Regions from separate parts of the Mus musculus genome. Here region 2 is linked to region 1. The links are chromatin loops, found by intact Hi-C in ENCODE. Cell type or tissue: heart. All regions are shown on one strand. Links, peaks and the distances in the headings refer to the core of each region. The heading gives the core; the rest is flanking DNA. Region 1 has its middle 38 kb from the start of Gm32383. Region 2 overlaps Gm41289 (predicted gene, 41289).

Evidence for each region. A loop is a pair of places that touch in the nucleus more often than their neighbours do. Peaks named below come from ENCODE experiments on the same cell type or tissue, not always from the same donor. Only the 100,000 strongest peaks of a DNase experiment are listed, where the experiment ranks them.
Region 2: a loop joins it to region 1, with 3 times the contacts of the local background. A loop is called at or near these places in 3 of 42 quality-filtered maps.

The regions. Positions count from the first base shown.
Region 1 is chr15:31,670,455-31,677,464 of GRCm38, forward strand. No RefSeq gene overlaps it. Among named protein-coding and RNA genes, the nearest start is that of Gm32383, 38 kb to the left of the region's middle. In heart, for the core only: a CTCF peak has its summit at 2,818 (motif pointing right); no DNase peak of the experiment used is centred there.
Region 2 is chr15:32,762,500-32,769,509 of GRCm38, forward strand. All of the region lies in intron 1 of Gm41289 (predicted gene, 41289), which reads right to left. Among named protein-coding and RNA genes, the nearest start is that of Gm41289, 7.1 kb to the right of the region's middle. In heart, for the core only: a CTCF peak has its summit at 3,981 (motif pointing left); no DNase peak of the experiment used is centred there.

The DNA of each region.
Region 1 (7,010 bases), core at 1,598-4,097:
AGCTGGAGAAGTGACCCAAGCCCTTTGGAGGAGTCCAGATCATGAGTTGATCCTACACATTGGATGGTTGGGATTTGCTTTTTCTTTGCTTTGCTTTGCTTGTGATTGTGCCCTGATTTTTCTCCCTTGAAGTATGAAAGTATTTTACTGGAGCCCACAGTTGAGAGAGTTTACATTTTAAAAGACTTTGGATTTAAAAAGTGATTGGAAATTTTAAAGGGACTGAAATTTTAATGTGTTTGAATTTGCAAAGACTGTGGGACTTTTAAACTTATGTTTTTAATGTGAGATCTTAAGGATGAATAAGAAAGGAAGGCTTGTGGCTTAATAGTGATATATTTGTGAATTAAGTTGACAGGGAGTCAGTTGTACTGGCTGGTTTTGTGTCAACTTGACACAAGCTAGAGTCATCAGAGATGAAGGAGACTCATTTGAGGAAATATCTCCATGAGATCCAGCTCTAAGGTATTTTCTCAGTTAGTGATCAATGGGGGAGGGCCCAGTCCATTGTGGGTTGGTGCTATTCCTGGGCTGGTAATCCTGGGTTCTGTAAGAAAGCAGGCTGAACAAACCACGAGGAGCAAGCCAGTAAGTAGCACTCCTCCATGGCCTCTGGGTCAGCTCCTGCCTCCGGTTTACTGCTGTGTGAGTTCCTGTTCTGACTTCTTTCAATGATGATCAGCAATGTGGAAGTGTACGCCTAATAAACCCTTTCCTTTTCAACTTGCTTCTTGGTCATGATTTTTTGTTGCAGCAATAGAAACCCTATCTAAGACACACCACACATAACTGCCACCATTGTGCCTTTTAGGGATATCACACTGGTCTTTGTTGTGGTTCACAGGCAGAATGAAGGGAGGAACAGTGTTGAGGCTTGGAAGATGGACTGTGTAACAGTACACTGTAGTTGGTGCCATGCTGACATTTAAAGAATTGCCTCCACTGAGCTGTAGGGGTTCAGAACTTGTGCTCGACTTTTATGTGCTAGAGAATGTGGCCCTGTTGCCAACAATTTTTAGAAAAGCCCTAACCCCAATGCTTAAACACATTGCTGTAATTCCACTCTCCATAAAGTGATCTTTAAATTGTATTTCGAGGCTGGGAAGTGCACATCAGTGACATGCTTAACTGTATAGCCTCCCCTAAACAGGAATCTAGACCTATCTGTATGCAAATACAATGCTTCAAGTTCATTATTGTTATTAGGAAATGGAAATACAGCCAGAGCAGAAATCACAGTGTATTTCCCTTTGCCTAGGCTGTGCTTTCATCGATGGCGCTTCTGAAGGACTTCGTGCATTTAGTGACCCATTACAATGAATGATTTTATATCCTAATGTAAAATTAAAGAAATTCAAGGATCTGCCTAGAAGATGATACACTTGCTTAAACCCACACCAGTGTCTCTGCTGGCTATTCTAGCTATGTTAGTGGAAGATTATTGGAAAAGAAAATGTTCAGGCTATGTGAACACTCTTACTTTCAATGTTTTTATTTTTCTGAGCAGGTATTGAGCAGAATTTCTTGCCTTTTGTATGACATATAAGGCACAAAGTCAACAGGAAAAACTACTCTTCGAGGAGAAATACAACGCCTTGTTTTTAAACTATCTCTTTCCCCCTTTCCTCTCTGATGAGCATTCCTGGCTTCTGGCTTCTGTGTTTGTCTCAGCTGGAGGTTCTATTGCTGTGAAGAGACACCCTGACCATGACAACTTGTGTAAAGGAGCATTTAGTTGGAGCTCACTTACAGTTCTGAACTTTAGTTCACTGTCATGGCAGCATGTGAGCAGACATGGTGCTGGTGATGTAGCTGAGAGTTCTACATCAAGGTCAACAGGCAGCAGGAAGAGAGAGTGGCATCGGGCTTGACTTGAGTGTTTGGAAGCTCAAAGCTTAACCCTAGTGACTAACTTCTTCCAACAAGGCCATGCTCACTCCAACAAGGTCATGGCTTCTAAGAGTGCTACTCCCTATGAGCCTACGGAGTCAGTTTCATTCAAACCATCATAGCGTCTGGTAGTTTCTTTTCCACAGCCCCATCGGGAAGGATTTATTTTACCCACCAGGGCATCCCCCAGGCTGTGTGTGCACCATCCTATGCAAATATTCTTTCTTGTGGCTCTTGTCCATGTTTACAATCCAACCACAAAAGGCATTACCAAGGAAATGAAGTGTGACCTTTGGGACCCGTCCTCATGGGCGCTCAAGCATGGAAGGCTCAGAAAATAGGGAGAAAAGAGACATTTATTTAAAAAAAATTAATGTTTTATTTAAACAATATTTTATATAATATTCACACATGCATACTGTGTGTTTGGATCAAATCCACTATCCATCCCTTGCCCTCTCAGCCCTCCTCTAACTCCCCCCCCATTTCCCCTCCCAACTTCCTGTTCTTACTCTCTATTGCTCTCTCTCTCTAAATACCCAGAGTCTAAACTTGCTTGTATGTGCATGGGTACAGCGCTTTCTACTGCAGCATGAGAAGCCTCCTAAGACCCTCATCACTCTCTCACACTGTCTTCCATAGAAAAGCCTTTCTCAGACCACGAGTCTTGTGAGCAAGACCTGTCTGTTCCCCCAAAGCTGGAGAAAGCCTGTATTCCTGCCTCACCTTGACTTTTCTCCATCATGAGGTACATGTGGGAGCCCCCTCCTACAATGGAACCCGCTTTGCCTCTGCTGCTCAAAGTCTTACCGTCATCACTCAGAGCTATTCTGCACAGCCTTCCGTGTTTGCAGAAATGGCACCTGTTCCAGGTACCAGCCTGAGGGAACTACTCGCATCAGTGACACTGCAGCATTGTGTGTTTAACTTTTCCAGTAGGTGGCAGTAAACTGACTTGTTCCAACTAAGGTCAGGCTTAAGCTAGAGGAACGTCTTGGATAAGACATGCCTATCTTTAATAACTGTCAGGAAAGAATTATATGGGTTATTGAGGCCTTGGACTGCCCCTGACCACCAGGGACTTAATGCTGTACTGTCTGAGATGTTCAACTTGAGAGGCACCAGCATTCATTCCTAGCTGGCTTCATCTACTCATTCTAAAGTGTTTTGAATGCTGGCTACATGTTGATGCTCTGAGAAATTTGAGGGTCTTATAAAATAGCTTTAGTCATGGGAGAGGTTTTCTACTTAAAACTTCTGGGACTCTGCCCACTTTCCAAGATATCCCAATCCCTTGTGTATATGCTTCAGGCAAGAGTATGAAGAGGAAGACCAATGCTATCTCCATGGCGAGCACTGAGTCCCAACGATCCTCCCATGAGCCACTGGGACTCCCTCAGCCTAGATAGGTGGGGATACTTTTTGTGGAGACTTAATGGCTGTTTCTCTGTAGCTAATGGTCCTCTGGTGCTCAGTTTTGGGAGCGGCCTGATACTGAGTACTCTTCATTAGTGTGGTGGATGTAAGCAAAACGAGAATCTATGTCTGTTGTTTAACAAATTCTGTATTAATTGTTTTATTTATTTGCATCCCAAATGCTGTCCCTCCCAGTTCCACTTTGCTGAGTTCTTCCACCCATTATCTCTGCTTTGCCTCTGAGAATAACTCCACCCCCCCACAGGTGTTCCCCAACCCTGGGGTATCAAAGCCACTGTTTGCTGTGGCTTATTATGGTATTTCAGGGACCTGCTATGTTAGCTGTTCCTGATGTAATCTTCACTCTTGCTGGAGCAACATGTAGGCTGACATACCCCTGAGGGGATAGAGAGCCTGGGATGAATGGGTAAGGTCCCCTAAATGGCCTGGGGTAGGTTCATAAACTTTTAAGTAAGGTTCAGTAAGCTAATTATTTTCTACCTTTTCTTTTTGGTTTGGTTTTTTTGAGCTATATTGTATAATATAGCTCAAGCTGGCCTCAGACTCAGAGTGTAGCAAGATGACCTTCCTGTCTCTACCTCCCACAGGTTGAGATTATAGGCATTCACCAGCATGCTTGGCTCTCTACCATTTCACAGTATTCTATCACAAGAGCCAGCAATGGGACAATGGGGTTGGTCTGACTGGGAGCAGTCAGACTTTTACCCTAGGTGGTATTTGCTGAATGTGGATATGAGCTGGGTCAGTCCCAGAGTAACCCCTACGTCACTTTATGCCACGTAGTGTTTGCAAAATGGAGAGCGATTAGAAACCTCAGGTGGGGCGATTTTACATCTGCCAAACCTCGTGATAAAATGTGCAGATGTCTATTTCACCTGGCTTTCCCCTTTTCACTAACTATTCTAGTAACTTTTGGTGATTAATTTTTCACAAATGTATCAGTCTGTGACAGACTAGAAGTAAAATCCTGGTCTTTACTCACAGGTAGTTTGAGAAGATTTGAGATGGTTCATTATCATAGGAGCAGGTTGCTATGGAAGCAAGTTCAGCTTCTACGTTTCTCTTGCCTGCCTTCACCTCACCACTGACCACATCAGCAACTCGCTCTGGGATGTCCCAGTCTCTGCAATAGTGAGGCAAAGTGAACCACTCTGTAAGTTACTCACCAGGTGGCATTTTGTTATAATCACAGGAAGTAGACTAAGATACACAACTCTGGGGCCAGCAGGAAGATGCTCAAGGCTTTACTGAATGGATCCTGGAGGCCACAGCTTTGGACCCAGGGATGGGGCATATGTGTGGAGCAATCTTGGCTTTGTAACTTCTTGTAGAACAAGTTTGTCGGTTTAGTCAAGGAGAAGGTGGACTGACCAGAGATCCCTTCAGACTTTGAAGGTGAATCACTGTAGTATGGCCACACAGAATGAAGTTGGACAGATCCCTTTAATTAAAACCAGACACCTTTTTCTATATGATCTTCTAGTGTATGTGATTAGATTCTTGGGGGGTGTGGGGGCAGTAACTATGGCTTATGAGCTAAATAAAACCTTGCGTGTCAGTGGCTTGACTCCATAGAAGTTGACTTCTGGTTCAAATAAAAGGTGCATAAATTGGTAACTTAAAGAACCAGGCTCCTTCCTCAGGGAAGAGGGCACACCTATGCGCTCTCCCTGGGAGTAGGCCAGAGCAAGTGTGAGGAGGGCGACTTCTTAGCCCCATTACTTATATTCCCACATGGCTGGTGAGAACCAGACCCCTTGCCTTTCACCAGTTCACCAGCGCCATTGAGGGGCCACAGGGACCCAGCAACATTGTCTATCTTATCAAGATCTAGTCTGCATCTGGGATGAGGTTGGTCAGTGATTTCTCAGGAGGAGGCCCGATTCTGTTAGGGAGAAGCTTGGACAAGCAGCTCAAAGACACATATCTAGCACAGGCCAGATCAAAAAGGTTCTCATAGAGGATGGGAGGGAGGTGTGAAACCCAGGTATGAGTACACAGTGGCATTTCCAGGGAGCCAGGGCCATGTATATACCAGCGAGGACTTGGTGCAGCCAAGGGACCATACAAGGGAGTTATGGGGAAAGACTCCTCTCCCTTAGAAGCGTAGGGGTGAGCTGGCATTACTGTGTGGAGCACACTTTGAGCGTGGAACCTAGCAGCCAAAAGCCTGCTCACCTATGATGACAGACACGAGTGTGCTCTTGCCCAGCTCCTGTGTCACTCACTGAGAGTGTTTGGGGTCTGCAGGACAGTCCACTTTGAGGGATTACCTGACCCACTTTTCCAGGGAGGACAATGGATGCCACAGCTGGGTCCTTCACTGACCCTGAGAAAGAGCCAGGGTGATAGGTGGGGGCAAGAGCTCACTCTCCTCCTTCAGGAAGCTTCCTTTTTTGTCTTGCCTCTTGGTCATCTTCTGCATCATAGACTTCAGAGGTCTGCACATAAAGGGTCCCTCATCTGGGGGATGAGGTGTTCTTGTTACCCATCTCCTCCACACTCAGCATGGATAACTGCCAACAGATTTTTCCCTCTCAGCATCTCTGAATTTACCAGTGTCATATCACCTGCAGGAGTGTGGAAACTGAGGCACAGAATGATGTAATCTCCAAATTGGGGTAAGTTCCAGAGTGTGCAGGGTCAGGAGTCTTCATCCTGGGTTATGTCTTTCCTCTGGGATGGTACTGCCCCTGCCCTTGGCCTTGCTGAGGCTTTCTAATGGTGCTCATTTATATTGTTATTTATATCACCATAATGGCAGAGCCCCTCTTCCCACCCAGACATAGGCCAGAGGAAGCCAGGTCTGGATCCTATGTGAGCGGATTTCTTCTTGTCTGATGCAGTGGTGGTAAGCAAAGCCTCTTGTAAATAAATAGTTTGGTTCCCAGTGAAATTGCCTATGCTGGAATTTGTGCCTTTAGGAGAAACATGAATAATGACTGGGACAGAGCATTCTTTTATTCGAGCCCAGATAATTTTAACTGTGATTGTAGCGATGTGAGAAAGGCCCAGCTAAGTATATTCTCTAGGTCATAAATTCCTTTGCTCCCTAATGTCCCAGCGTTATCTGGAGACTCTTGGCTGCGGCCTCGCCTTTCACTTCTGTCTTCCTTATTCACTGAGCTCCTTTCTCTGATTTGACTTGCTCAGCAGCTGCAGCCTAGCAGAGCCAGGAACACTTGCTTTGGGTGGCTATGCAGCATGCAGGCTGGGACTGCCTCGTTTTACCTCCGTGGTCTCTTCTCTCTCAGCACACTGGTCCCCTTATGTAACTCTGGTCCTTTCAGAGCCAACTTGGCCACAGCTGGGTTTAAGAAAAAGTCAGTGGACAACAATCTCAGATGACAGGGCTCCAGCTGGCTCTCATTTGCTGACTTTAAAACCGAGTACCTTGCATGGCTTTTACCCTAGCATGTCCTTTGGCTATATCTGTGGAATACTTCAAGCTGTACTATGATGGTGTTTTAGCAAAGGAACAGAGTGACCAAATGCATTTTAACACAGCGAGTTCACTGGCTTTATCTTCTTGGGCAAGGGATTTTTGCCTCTGGTGCGGTGGAGGCATGGTGGGTCTGTAGCTGGTTTCTCTCTAGCCTCAGATCTTATGCTTAAAAGACAGTGCATCTATGTGCTATCTGGAGACGGCAACTGCCTTCTTCACATAACTAAATCTATCCTGG
Region 2 (7,010 bases), core at 2,797-5,296, 1.1 Mb after region 1:
GTAGAAACCCAAGGACTCACTGATGGTGGAAAAAATTAAGAATGTGTGGTGTCTGTACTCAGGTATTGCAGGACTTTTGGGGTCCCACTTGAAGTTTAATATAATGAAGACATAGAGACATCTATATAGTTTAAAGCCGTTAGCCTGTTTGTTGGGGCAGTCTCTCAGCTAGCCTCCTAACTTAATTTGTCTTCTCTGCCGTTCCATGTGGCTCTCACTGCTCTACCTTGTACTGCCTGCTTCTTTCATCTTCTCCTTGGTGTGCCTGGTTGTTTTAGCCCAGTCTCACTGCCTGCTCTTTATTTTACAGAAAGCCCAGTTCCTTATCCATCCAGTCAGAATCAATCAGCATTAGAACAGCACCTGGTCCATCCCTCTTTGTTGCTTTTTGGCATTGAGGGCTACTTAATCTTCACCACGGCTGCTTGCTTTTGAACATGATAATCTCAGAGAATCCTCTTTTTGGGCAGGCGAGGGAGTGACAAATACTTACATATATATAGAAAGCAGGCAACAAAGCACAGAAAGGACAATACCAAAGATCCAGCCAGCAAAGCATTTAACAACTGAAAATACAGAGCCATACCTACATAGCCATTTGATACAATATATGTGGGTATAGGTCATCCCAACATCTCCCCTTTTTAGTCTAAGAAATGGCTTTATCTCTTAACATCAGTACACTATATACAATAAGGACAATTATGAGAACTATCTGGGTAAGAATTATATTCATAATGGCCAGTCTATTTGTATTTGGCAACTTTGGAGAAAGTACTCCACCATCTCTCCTATCTTGTGTGTTCAAAGTTCTGTACAGGGTTTGGGTCAGATTAGCAAGGGAAAGAAATCTGAAGCATATATCCCTTAAATAATTTTCTTATCACCACTTAAGCATTCCATCCTCTAACCTTCACAACTTTCATTTACCAACCTTAAAATACCTTCTTATAACTTAAGAGTTCACATTCTCCAACTTTCTTAACTTGCATTTTCCAGCTTTAAAGCATCTTCCTACACCCTAAAATACATTCTTAAATTCTTCACAATTTAAGTTTTTATGTCTTCCAACCTTTGAATGCTTCACACCACTTTTTTGAGTTTCTCTTTTCTGAATCTGGTAACAAGGAAAATTGTAAGGCAGACATGTAGCTCTAGGAGAATGAAACCTGTGGTCTGAATGTTACCTATGAAGATAAGTAAAGTGGTTGTGACTGATAAACTGATAAAACTACAACTAGTCTTCAACCCCATTGGAGACTCGAGAAGGATAAATTTCATCTGAGTAAGCAGGAAGTGCTGACCAAGCAGTTGCTGAGCCTATAAAAATGGCAGAGACTTACTAACAACCTTGACTCTCACCCAGTGTTTCTCTGTGGTTGGTGGGGCATGCATCTTCAGCCACCTGGCCCAGAAGATTTGACAGACTTTCCTGTGAATCTAAATCTATACATCTTCTAAAGAAAGAAAGAAAGAAAGAAAGAGAGAGAGAGAGAGAGAGAGAGAGAGAGAGAGAGAAAGAAAGAAAGAAAGAAAGAAAGAAAAGCCATATGTGTGACAATGTGTAGATGAGTGTGTAAGAGGTAACATTAAGTAAAACAAGTCAGGTAGAGAAAGGACGCGGACTTGGACTGTGTGGAACAAAGTAGTGTTAGCAGTCAGGCACCTCTGTGGACAGCCCAAAAGGGACTCCCACGACAATACTGACAATCAGGCATCTTCCTAACCAGCCCCTAAAGGAGTTGGCAATGGCAATTCCCATTGTTGCCCTGTTGTCTCCTGCGCATGAGCCATGGCCCTAGTAAATAGGTGAGACGCCCCACCCCTACTCCCCAGCCTCTGTACCTCTTCCTTTACTTCCCTCCTGAGGTCCGTTGAACGGTGTGACTTTGTCTGAACCGTCACTTAGTTCCATCAAGTGAAAGGACATGAGTATAGGATTGGTAACAGACAGGAAGCAGGCCTACCAAGATTCCAGCCTTCTACACAGTTGTAGAAGATAAGGCTGGAATAGGGACAGGGCCCGACTGCTAAACGGTCTCAAGTGTGTCTCCGAGGGTTCTGAACACGCATGTGTTTGACATCCAGTGCTGCCAGAGAGAAAGCGTCATGTTTGCTAATTTGCCATCTCAGTGGCATCAGGAGCACTTGTGAAACTACACCTTTCTCTGTGTGTTCTTGTCAGGGCACTGCATCATGACCCAAACATTACACACAAGAAAACTGGCAAGTGTCACTTCTTATCGGAGTCTTGATGCGGTACGCAGCAGAGCTAGGACGTATATAGGCTCTATGTTTTGATTTCCTATCCACGGCTTTCAAGTGCCCCAGAACCCATAACTCTGGTCTGTGTGGGTCCTCCAGGACAGACTGAGCCAACTCCAGTTTACATTGTACAAGTCTACTCCTAGCCATGTTAAAATAGCTCCTTGTAAGAATACTGTTGGCTGTTAATTTACTTAAATTTAGCTAAGTGTTTCCACTAGTGAAAATTACTCTTATTATATGAGTGGGGCTTACATATTTATTTACCTATGTTTTGGGGTTTATTAAAACAGAATATTATACCAGATTACTAATTTTTTGATTCAGAATTACTTTATATTCTAAAAATATTTAATTTTTCAGAAATTATTTTGTTTAAAAATTTGCATTCTGTAATACATGCAGTATTATAAATGCCACTCACATAAAAGGACCGTATTTGCCAATATGACCTCCAGTTTGGTAAGAAAGGTTTCTTAATTGTTGGGAAGTGATAAATCACCTTTTAAGAAGCAAGCAGGGGAGAGAGGACTCACACTCAGGGGTATGGTCCATCTTAGTGAGAAAGGCACGGGAGAAGGAACAGAAGGCAGCTGGCCATGGTGCACCAACAGCTAGGGAGCAGAGAGAGATGGACGCTGCTATCCAGCTAGCTTGCTGGTTTTGTGTTATGAATGAACTCTACCCTAGAATAGTTCCAGACATATTTAGGGTGGGTCTTTCTATCCTTAATTTGCTTGATCTAGAAACCCCCTCAAGACGCGCTTAGCGACATGTATTTTCAGTGACTCCAGATTGAAAATCAGTATTAACTATGACACCTAAATTTTATTGTATTTTTTCATTCAAACTCCCAGGCTTCAACATAGAAACATAGGAAACAAAACTTTTAAGCTATTTCTCTCTGTGCTATTGCCTCACTGGTTCATTTAGATATTTGCCCAACATGTGCATTTGAATAGCGTAGTTTGACATCTTTCAAACATAAAGAATGCTCACTGGAAATCTCAGCTGATAGAGTGTGCAACTTAGATAATTGCACAAGTGAGTCAGTTTCCATAAGCATCACATCTCTAGTTTTAAGATAAAATATCTTTAAATGGATAGGCACGAAGAGGTGAACTCACAGGAGTTTGGGTTTTCTTCATGGGTGTGTGTAAGCCATGCCTTTGTGTTTCTCTTGCTTGATGTAAGTTGTCCAGGACACAATGCTGCAGGCACAGGTGTCTACCAATGTGAAGGCAGCTGCATTGTTTATGAAAACAATTGTTCTGGGATGGGCTACAAGATTCAAAATACTAATTTGAACATTTCCCCATCACTTCACTTTGTTCTAGAAGAAAATATTTCCCAACACTGGACACTGTAAGCCCAACAGCAAGTGAGAGGTTCTTCACCACTTGGGGTTTATTGTGTGCAAGACTGAAAGTCTCTGAACACACCTAGAAGGACTTCCTAGAATCATGTTAGTTCAGGTAGGAAGACACACCTGAAATGTGAGAGGCACAATTGTGTGGGATCCAATTATACCTCTAAGTAAAATACAACTCAGCTCATGAACTACAAAGATAATAATGGTCTGTTTGGTGTCTACTGTTTTGGAAACCTGTTTTCCACTGCAGCCGCTGTGGGTCTGACTTATAAGAGAAAGTGCTCAGATCTCTACACTGTTCCCTATTAGTGTTTAAAATGAGTGAACCATGCTTGCCCCCTAGTGGAAAGTCTATGTTATTGCACAATGCGGAGCACAAATAAATGATTCAGCCCTTTGTGTACTGCCCTAAGGGTTGGGGTGAATTCATTCATTTGATTCTCCTCAGTAATAAAATCTAGGCGGATTCTAGCCTGACCACGTGTGAACAGTGAGGTCCTGGATTGCACAAAAAGAGAGAGCTAGCTGAGCAGGAGTCATTCATTCATTCATTCATTCATTCATATTCTCTCCTCTCTCTCCTCTCTCTCCTCTCTTCCCTCTTTCCCCTCTCCCCCCTCTCCCCCCGACCCCTCTCTCCCCCGTCTCCCCTCTCTCCCCTCTCTCCCCCTCTCCCCTCTCTCCCCCTCCCCCCCCTCTCCCCCCTCTCCCCCCTCTCTTCTCTCCTTCCCCCCCTCTCGCTGATGTAAGATTGTAGAAATGGCATGTATTAGTTAGGCAAAGGCCTATAATATTAGCTTCCAGGAAGGTAAGGCAAGACAATGGGAATTTGAGACCAGCGTAGGCTACTTATTGAGACCATGGAGAGAGAAAAGAAAAGCAGGGCACATAGTTTTGACATTTGATCTCTCTGTCTATTGTTGAGTTCAGAGCACTTCCTTTATCTCACCAGAAATATTTAAGAGACTAATATACATGTAGCCTGCACATAAGAATTTATATATGTACAAACCTGCCCTAAACTTCATGAGGTAATGCTAATACTCATTTTTCATATGAAGCCAAAAAGGGATTAGGGAGCTTATGTAACCAAGCTCCATCTTCCCTCCTTTACATCCTGCTTATTGGGTCAGGACTCACCTCTATACCCTGAGCTGTATTTCTTCTGCTGCCCCTCTGACCAGTGTATGATGCTGTGGAGGGCAACAGTAACTTTCTGAATTAGCCTTTCTGTTCATTCAGTCTTTCAGACTGCACAAAATGCTTTTTTATCCAGGTCTAAGTACATCACATACTCTTAGGGAACGTTAGCTGTTGTTACTACAAAATACTGACTCACACTGTACCAATCTATGGAACTGGGCAAATGATGAAACAGAGAATGTGCTTAAGTTCCATTACACACAAGATAGAAGAAAGACATTTGCCGCTCAGTGAATTACATTTGCTCTAGTAAGTGCTGTGACATGACAATACACCTAGGATGATATCACAGAATTCCTGGAGAAGGGGTGTAACATAGAGATTTCAGACAAGGCAACCAACCTGGCCTCTTACAAGTATGAGAGAGAAGTCATTCTCCCCGAGAGACCTCAATTTTCAGAACCACAGTAACACATGAGTTGAAGTGGGAAGGGCTCCACAGGACAGAAGTTTCTGGGTTGATCAGTGTTGGCATTGTATATGAGCCGCAGGGAGTCTCTGGAGCTGGTGCTTTATATTTCTGCATCACAGAGCAGCTTCAGGGTCTGTTTACTTGGATTTCAAGGGATGTATATACTAACTGGTATTTCATCATGTACAAGTTTCAGAGTTGGTTTCACCATTAATTTTTTTTTACTTTTTAGTTTGTTTCTCAAATCTTTTGCTATTATGAACAATACATTGAGGTAGGTAGAGTGGAAATATGTATGGACTTGACTATTGGAGAGGCTGGGGTTTGAATTCTTCTCTGCCTGGAAAGTTTTCAACCCCTCCAAAGCTAAGTTTCATTATCTGTAACTCAAAGGTAGTCTTTTTGCTATAGCTGACTTCATATGTTGGGTAGGTTTTAAGTCATTGAAAGGGATTCAAGATCATGTTCTCTTTTTTTATTATTATTCTTTAATTTTGTCTTTTCTCATTCTTGCTGTATGGTGAAAGATTTTTGTTCTCCAGTTGTGTCTCCACTGTGTTTAGCTACTACATGCCCCAATACAATAGGACCAATGGACCTCAGACAAGTCTTTGTAGATTGATTATTACAAGTATCTATTGTAACAATGAAAAGCTAACAATATTTGTCTGTTATTATGCATTTATAACATGTCTGGCTCTGTGAAATGTGCACACTTAGACTCAGTCATCTTTATATGTACTTTAGTGATAAAATTATATTACTGTCATTCTCATGTGTCACGAAAGGAAGAACAATAGGAAGAGCTTGTACTACAAGTCAGGAAGGCATGTAGCCAGGACAAGAAGGCACTGGCGTCTTTCTGGTCAGTGCCAGCCCTGGGCCACCTTGGGCACAAACTCGGCAGATGGTCCCATAATCCCCAGAGAACTCTCCATGCAACATGAGCTCTGGCATGCCGAGGATCTTAGGGTCACTGAGGAGAGTCAGCCTCCAGAGACGGCTCTGACCCCGGGACTCAAGTGAGAGCACCATCTTATATCTCGGGTCTCTCAGAGACGAGTCATCCCAGGAGAGCACTCAGGCCACAGAAACAACAGAACTTCTTGGACAGGGTCCCATCGGGCCTTCAACTTCAGCTAGGAGGCAGATCTGAGCTAGAGACCTCTGTGCACCTTCCCTGCAAGAGGAGAGCTTGCCTGCAGAGAGTGCTCTGACCACTGGAACTCAGGAGAGAATTGGACTCCAAGGAGTGCTGACAGAGGCTAACATAATCACAGGAGGTACAATCCCTAGCCAGAGACAGCTAGAACATCTAACACCAGAGATTACTGGATCGTGAAAGGCAAATGTAATAATCTTACTAACAAAAATCAAGACCACTGGGCATCATCAGAACCCAATACTCCCACCACAAAGAGTCCTGGATACCCCAACACACCTGAAAAGCAAGATTTGGAATTAAAATCATATCTAGTGATGCTGGTAGAGGATTTTAAGAAGGGCATTAATAACTCATTTAAAGAAATACACGAGAGCACTGCTAAACATGTAGAAGTCCTTAAAGAGGAAGCATAAAACTCCCTCAAAGAATTACAGGAAAACATTGCTAAACAGGTAGAAGTCCTTAAAGAGGAAACACAAAAATCCCTTAAAGTATTACAGGGAAACACAACCAAACAGGTAATGGAATTGAACAAAACCATCCAAGATCTAAAAATGGAAGTAGAAACAATAAAGAAAACCCAAACAGAGACA